2 separate regions of the Mus musculus genome follow, and region 2 is linked to region 1. The links are chromatin loops, found by intact Hi-C in ENCODE. Cell type or tissue: heart. All regions are shown on one strand. Each heading gives the region's core, and the rest is flanking DNA. Links, peaks and the distances in the headings are about the cores only. Region 1 has its middle 24 kb from the start of Fam126a. Region 2 holds the start of 2700038G22Rik (RIKEN cDNA 2700038G22 gene).

Region 1 (2,917 bases), core at 283-2,782:
GACTAATTCATTCAATCTTATTCCCTTTTTACTGGCTTACTATTTCTTTAACATCTCCTCCTTCTACTCATCTATTTTGCAGTAGAAATAGATATGATGTTACTTCATTTGAAAAAAATATGTACTTTCAAAAGGTAAATGTTCTAGACAAACAAAAATATTTGTCATAGTTGGCATCCTAGTTTCATTTACTTTATTGTTATAAAATACTCTGATCAAAAGAAGGCCACAAGTGATGGCTTATCTGTTTAGAGTACTTGCTGTTTCTCTGAAGGGCTTGGATTCAATTCCTAGCATCCACATAGTGGCTTACAACCAATCATAACTTCAGTATCAGAGATCCTAACACCCTCCCTGACCTTCTAGGTTACTAGGCATGAACTCGGTGTATATACATACACACAGGCAAAACACTCATGCATATGCAGTTCAGAACCCCTTGCCTAGGTGCCCCCTACAGTGGGCTGAGGTTTCCATATCAATTAACTTTGTTGAGACAGTCCCCCATAGACATGCCCACAGGCCAACTCAGTGTAGACAATCCCTCACTGAGACTCTCTTCCCAGCTGATTTCTGAATTATATCAAATTGAAAACTAAAGCTAGCCATCACAGCTGGGTATTAAAGTGTTTCTCCAGTGCCATTTAAACCTTGTTTCCCTTGCAGCAGAGTTTGGAAGTGGGCTTTTGGGAAATGACTGGCTAATGGAGGGTCTGACTTCATTATCGGCAAATTCACAATTTGATGGGAAGTGATAGAAATTAGGTAGAACCTTGTTGGACATAGGATGTTATTTAACGGTATGTCTTTAAAATATGTACTTTTACTGGTCCCTTCCTGTCTGTCTCTTTTCTGCTTTCTGGCTGTCCTGGGGAGTTCATGTTCCTTCTGTTTTAAGATTCTACCTCACTACAGATCTAGAAGCAACATGGGCTGAAACCTCTGAAACCTCTTACTAAATTAAAACACATCTTTCTCACTTAAGTTATCAGGTTATCTTGTCACTTCATTTCAACATTCTAACACAGTGACTAACTATAATACTATTATTGCAATAAAATAAATAGGCTATACATTTCTTAACATTTCATCCATATTCATATTTTACTTTCTTTATGTGTTATGTTTATGTGTTTCTTTATATGTTATTTATGTATATATGTATGTGCATGTGAGCATATGTTCATGTGTGTGCGTGGAGACCAAATGACAGCCTTAGGTGTCATTCCTCAGGGGCCATTGACCTTGTTTTTCAGACTGAGTGTCTCATTGGATGTAAACTCTAAGAAGGCCAGGCTGACTGAATATCAAACACCAGAAACCATTTGTCTCTGCTTCTCCAGCTCTTGGATTACAAGCATGTACCACTACACCTGGTTTTGTTTTTTACTGTGGATTCTAGGGTTTGAACTGAAGTCCGTGTGTCTGCAAGACACTTTACGTATGGATGGAGCTATCCACCCATCTCTTATACATTATTTTATTCAGTTTGTTGCTTGAATAAGGATGAGTAGAACCAATTTTCTTTCTGTTTTACTTTTGTTTGATGTTTAACTTACTTAAAAATCTTGTTTGGTTTATGTTGGACTATCTACACAGCAAATTAAGCTTGAGGGAACTAAGAAAACTGTAGCTGTATTTTGTGTGTTGGTAATTGTGTCTCTACATCCTCTGAAAGCCCTTTGGCTGTTAAGCATTTCTGATGTTGCAGTTATATTCTTTTTTTTAAATTTTCTTTATTTATTTATTATATGGTACACTGTAGCTGTTTTCAGATACCCCAGAAGAGGGCAGCAGATCTTTTTACGGATGGTTGTGAGCCACCATGTGGTTGCTAGGATTTGAACTCAGGACCTTCAGAAGAGCCGTTGGTTCTCTTAACCACCGAGCCATCTCTCCAGCCCAGTTATATTCTTTCTATTGTATTAGAAACCCAGAAATTGGCACACACATGCACTAGCAAAAGACCTGGAATTCATTATGATATAGTTTCCATATTTACATTGAGGTCTTGACCTCCTCCCTTTCTAAGAAAATCATGGGAAGAAATATCCTAGTAGAGAGAGATCTGTCCATCATAGTGTGGGGAAGGAAAAAGGACCACCTTCCTACATAAATATTCTGCACGTCTCATGAACATTCACAACAACGTCTTAAAAATCCACCACAAAGAACCAGAGGGCTACCGACTGCCCCCTTTGGGTGTACCTGCTGCGCTTTCTCTCTCCAGAGTGTATACCCTTTGCATTGCTAAGTAAACTCCACTTAGACTGTGTGTGTCTCTTAGCTGTGCTCTCTCCCTTGAGAAGACAGAAGGAGGAAAATGTTTCACTGGTAACATCTATAACTACACTCAGGGCCACAGGAGCTAGTAACCCTTCAGTAACAAATTGTAGATAAACTAACAAGTGACTATGCCACCAGGGCACTATGGCAGGAGTCAATCTCAATGCCATTTCATGAACATGTATGCAAAGGTTGCAGCATTTGAGCACCATGACTAAGCAGGTTTGTTCAGTATCCTTTGCTGACTGCTTACAAGCTAAAGGATCAAATGAATACAGAATTTGCATATAGACCTGAATAATTAGAATGCTACAGAATAAGAAATCTAAGTGTTGTACATATTTCGTTTAATATTTCCTATAACAGAAATACTTAGAGTACATATCTAGACTCTAGTCTGATGGTGTTGCAAGGCTTGAAGTGAGTGATGCTGCCTCAGGTCTTTCTCCTTCCTTCCAGCTCATGGTGGGTGACGCCCTTCTTTCCTTTTGTCTTTCCAGAGACCCTTAGCAGCTATGTTTCTGCTTTGCTCCACATCTTTAGTTTACTAAGTTAATTTTACCAAGAGCTCTGATACCCACACGTATGCAAATGCTTGTTTAAGGGGAAGCTAACGAGGGATCATGGGACG
Region 2 (2,917 bases), core at 328-2,827, 200 kb after region 1:
TGGTGATGGAAGGCCTGCCTCTGACTAGCATTTATTCCTGCACAGAGCTCTAATCTTCATACTGCTGACAGCTGGGAGTCCATTTTATTCCCTCTGGGCCATCTTTCCCACTATTTCCACCCCAGAAGCAAAAACTCTTAATGTTTAGAAGCAAATAGTACTGCAGGTAATAGCAGTACTCTTCCTTTAAGAAAGTGAAACATTTTCTCTGATTTCAAAACCAGAAGCAGCGTCAGATGTGTCTCCTGAGCCTGAATGAGGAAGGGAAAAATAACTCCTTACCTTAGAAGGTGGCTCATGCTGCCCTTCACTCTCGAAGGGGCTCAACAGAACCCTAACCTCTAACGGAAAGAAAACTACAACACAGGGAACTTGTTTACAAGAGCCCACAAGCCTATTTTTCCTCTAAAATGTCCTTTACCAGGCACAGTGGCTTATGTCCATAAATGCCAATACTTAGGGTCCTAGAGCACAAATATTCTCTGGGCCAGTATGACAATCTGTCTCAATAATCTAATAATCTTTTAAAAAGATTTATTTCTTCTATATGAGTGCACTGTTGCTATCTCCAGACAACACCAGAGGAGGGCATCAGATCTCATTACAGATGGTTGTGAGCCACCATGTGGTTGCTGAGAATTTAACTCGGGAACTCTAGAAGAGCTGTCAGTACTCTTAACCACTGAGTCATCTCTCCAACCATGATATTTACTTTTAATTGGTGTCTCAATCAGTCACCTCTTAAACAGGGAGGACTCCTGGGTGCTCGCTAAACACCTATACCCGGTCTTAGGAATTCCAAATCACGATTCCTAAATCATTGCTTATAAGTCACCTTGCTTAAGTGCTAATCCAGTGGCTCAGATTTCTCCCAGGACCCAAAACCCAGACAGGCTGGGTCTGTGTCAGCAGTAGGGTAATCCAGGTCCTGTAGGCAGAGGTCCCTGCTGGACTCGGTTGCAGGTATCCGCCTGAATATACCCTCAAACCTTAAAACAAATGAGCACAAAACAAAAAGCCCAGCCTTTGTGCCAAGCAGCAATTAAAGGACACGTGCGGCGGCGAGGACGCGCCTGCGTGGGCGAAATCACCCCTGCCCTTGCTGACACTGGGATTATCCTGCCTCCTGCTACTTTCCGAGCTCTGATCTCATTCGCTTCCTAAATAGTCGATGTCCCCGTCATCGGAGTCCTGGGCGGGCGGGAAGCCCCGAGTGTGCCCAGGACCCGGGCTGTCCGGACGCCGCGCCTCCATCCGAGAGGGGACAAATCCGGGCAGCGCAAGGCTGATCGCCTGTCCCACACAGAAGGGACGCGTATGGGCAGGGACCCGCGCCACGGGCGAGCGCCGTGAAAATCGCCAAGACCACGTGGCGTGGTCCTGGGACTCGCAATGGGGAGAGTACTTACCAGGAGCGCGCCGCGGCGGAAGAGCTGGGCGCCAGGGCGGGACCGAGTTTAAAACCGACCGGACATTGAGCACCGGGGCTCAGCCAACCAGAGTGGCCCAGCGCCCCTCCTGCCCGCCCCTTCCCCCGTTCCCGCCTGACTCCAGCGCCGGCCCTCACGCGCCCCCTGGCGGCACCAGAGCCACTGGCCCCGCCCGCTTCCCCAAAAAGACTTAAACTATGTCTGTCTGTGATATTTGCATGTGCTCAAAATGCCAGACATAGGTGTCAGCTTCCCTGGAGCTGGACTCACAGACAGCTGTGAGCCTCCTAAATTGAATGCTGGGAACTAAATTCAGGTCCTCTACAAGAACAGAACACTGTTTAAGCGGCAAACCATCTCTCTAGCCATGTAAAAACAAAACGTAAACCAACCAAACAGACCAAAACATCCGCCATTAAATTCCTGCTACATCCTGCCACAAGTAAGCCACCTTTTATTTCTCCTTATAGCAACAGCCCTCAAAAGAGTTGCCTACTCTTTGTGTGCTCTTGGTATGTTAAGCGTCACAGGCCACTGAGGAACTGAAAAGTAAGACACCACCATGGTACCACTTACACACTTATCAAAACGCCTGCACCCCAGACCCCACTCATCCATTGCTTGTGGGAACGCAAGAGGAGAATTCAGAAGACAGTGGTGTAAGAAGGAACCAACTGAAGCCATTTGGAACAGGCCTTAACTCAAAGTTTAAGTTCCCAAGACCTCCCTGGGTAACTGACTTCCTGCTTGGTGAGTAGAAGCATGGATGCTAGGTGAGTGCACTTCAACATGAACGCTGCAGTTGAGTCCTGTAGGAACAGAGTAAGTGCACCACAAAGACGTGCTCTTAAGGAAGTCCCCTACCCCTAAGTCCTGATTGGTGGGATAACTTAGCACAGACGTTTATGGATTTCAAGCTTAAAAGCCCCGTACCATTCTGGCTTGGGGTTGCAGTTCAGTTCCTGAGTCTCTTCTATGGCCCTGATTGATCAGCAGCAGCCCGAGTGCAATACATCTTTGTCATCTGCTTAAATACTTACTAAGATGTTCGAAGACGCAGTCAGACGGAGTCTGTGCTGCTGTTCCTAACTGGTTGATTTTTGCTGCCTAATTCAAATAAAGATCTTGCTTTGGGGGGACTCTTGAACCTGCTCGGGTTGTTTTGGATTTTTAGACCCCAACACAAGAACATATCTATAGGCACCTTAAACTGTTTCTCTATTTGTTTCTCAGTATGTGTACGTGAGTGTCTTTGTGTTTGTGCTCGTGTTGCCCATGCACGTGGAGGTCACAGGTTGGTGTTTCTTTCCCTCAATTATTCTCCACATTATTTTTTGAGACAAGTTCTATCACTGGGCGTCACTGACTCAGCTAGACTCTTCACTAGTCCTCCCCGCCCTGCAGAGGTCTCTGCAGCCTGCATGGGCATCAGAGAGAGGAGCCTTGGGAGGTGAGGATACAAGGCAGGTCAGCTCCACAGGGCTCAG

The links. Hi-C counts contacts between places; a loop is a spot of excess contacts. Peaks named below come from ENCODE experiments on the same cell type or tissue, not always from the same donor. Only the 100,000 strongest peaks of a DNase experiment are listed, where the experiment ranks them.
Region 2: a loop joins it to region 1, with 8 times the contacts of the local background. A loop is called at or near these places in 7 of 42 quality-filtered maps.

Annotation. Positions count from the first base shown.
Region 1 is chr5:24,053,507-24,056,423 of GRCm38, reverse strand. No RefSeq gene overlaps it. Among named protein-coding and RNA genes, the nearest start is that of Fam126a, 24 kb to the right of the region's middle. In heart, for the core only: a CTCF peak has its summit at 1,781 (motif pointing right); no DNase peak of the experiment used is centred there; H3K27ac peaks cover 198 bases.
Region 2 is chr5:23,849,114-23,852,030 of GRCm38, reverse strand. It overlaps Gm42228 (a long non-coding RNA gene), which reads left to right. Exons shown (of 2, transcript XR_880875.3): 2 at 1,901-2,577. 2700038G22Rik (RIKEN cDNA 2700038G22 gene) reads right to left here and starts at 1,434. Exons shown (of 4, transcript NR_045042.1): 1 at 1,410-1,434. In heart, for the core only: CTCF peaks have their summits at 600 (motif pointing right), 1,366 and 1,599 (motif pointing left); a DNase peak (open chromatin) is centred at 1,450; H3K4me3 peaks cover 1,508 bases; H3K27ac peaks cover 1,197 bases.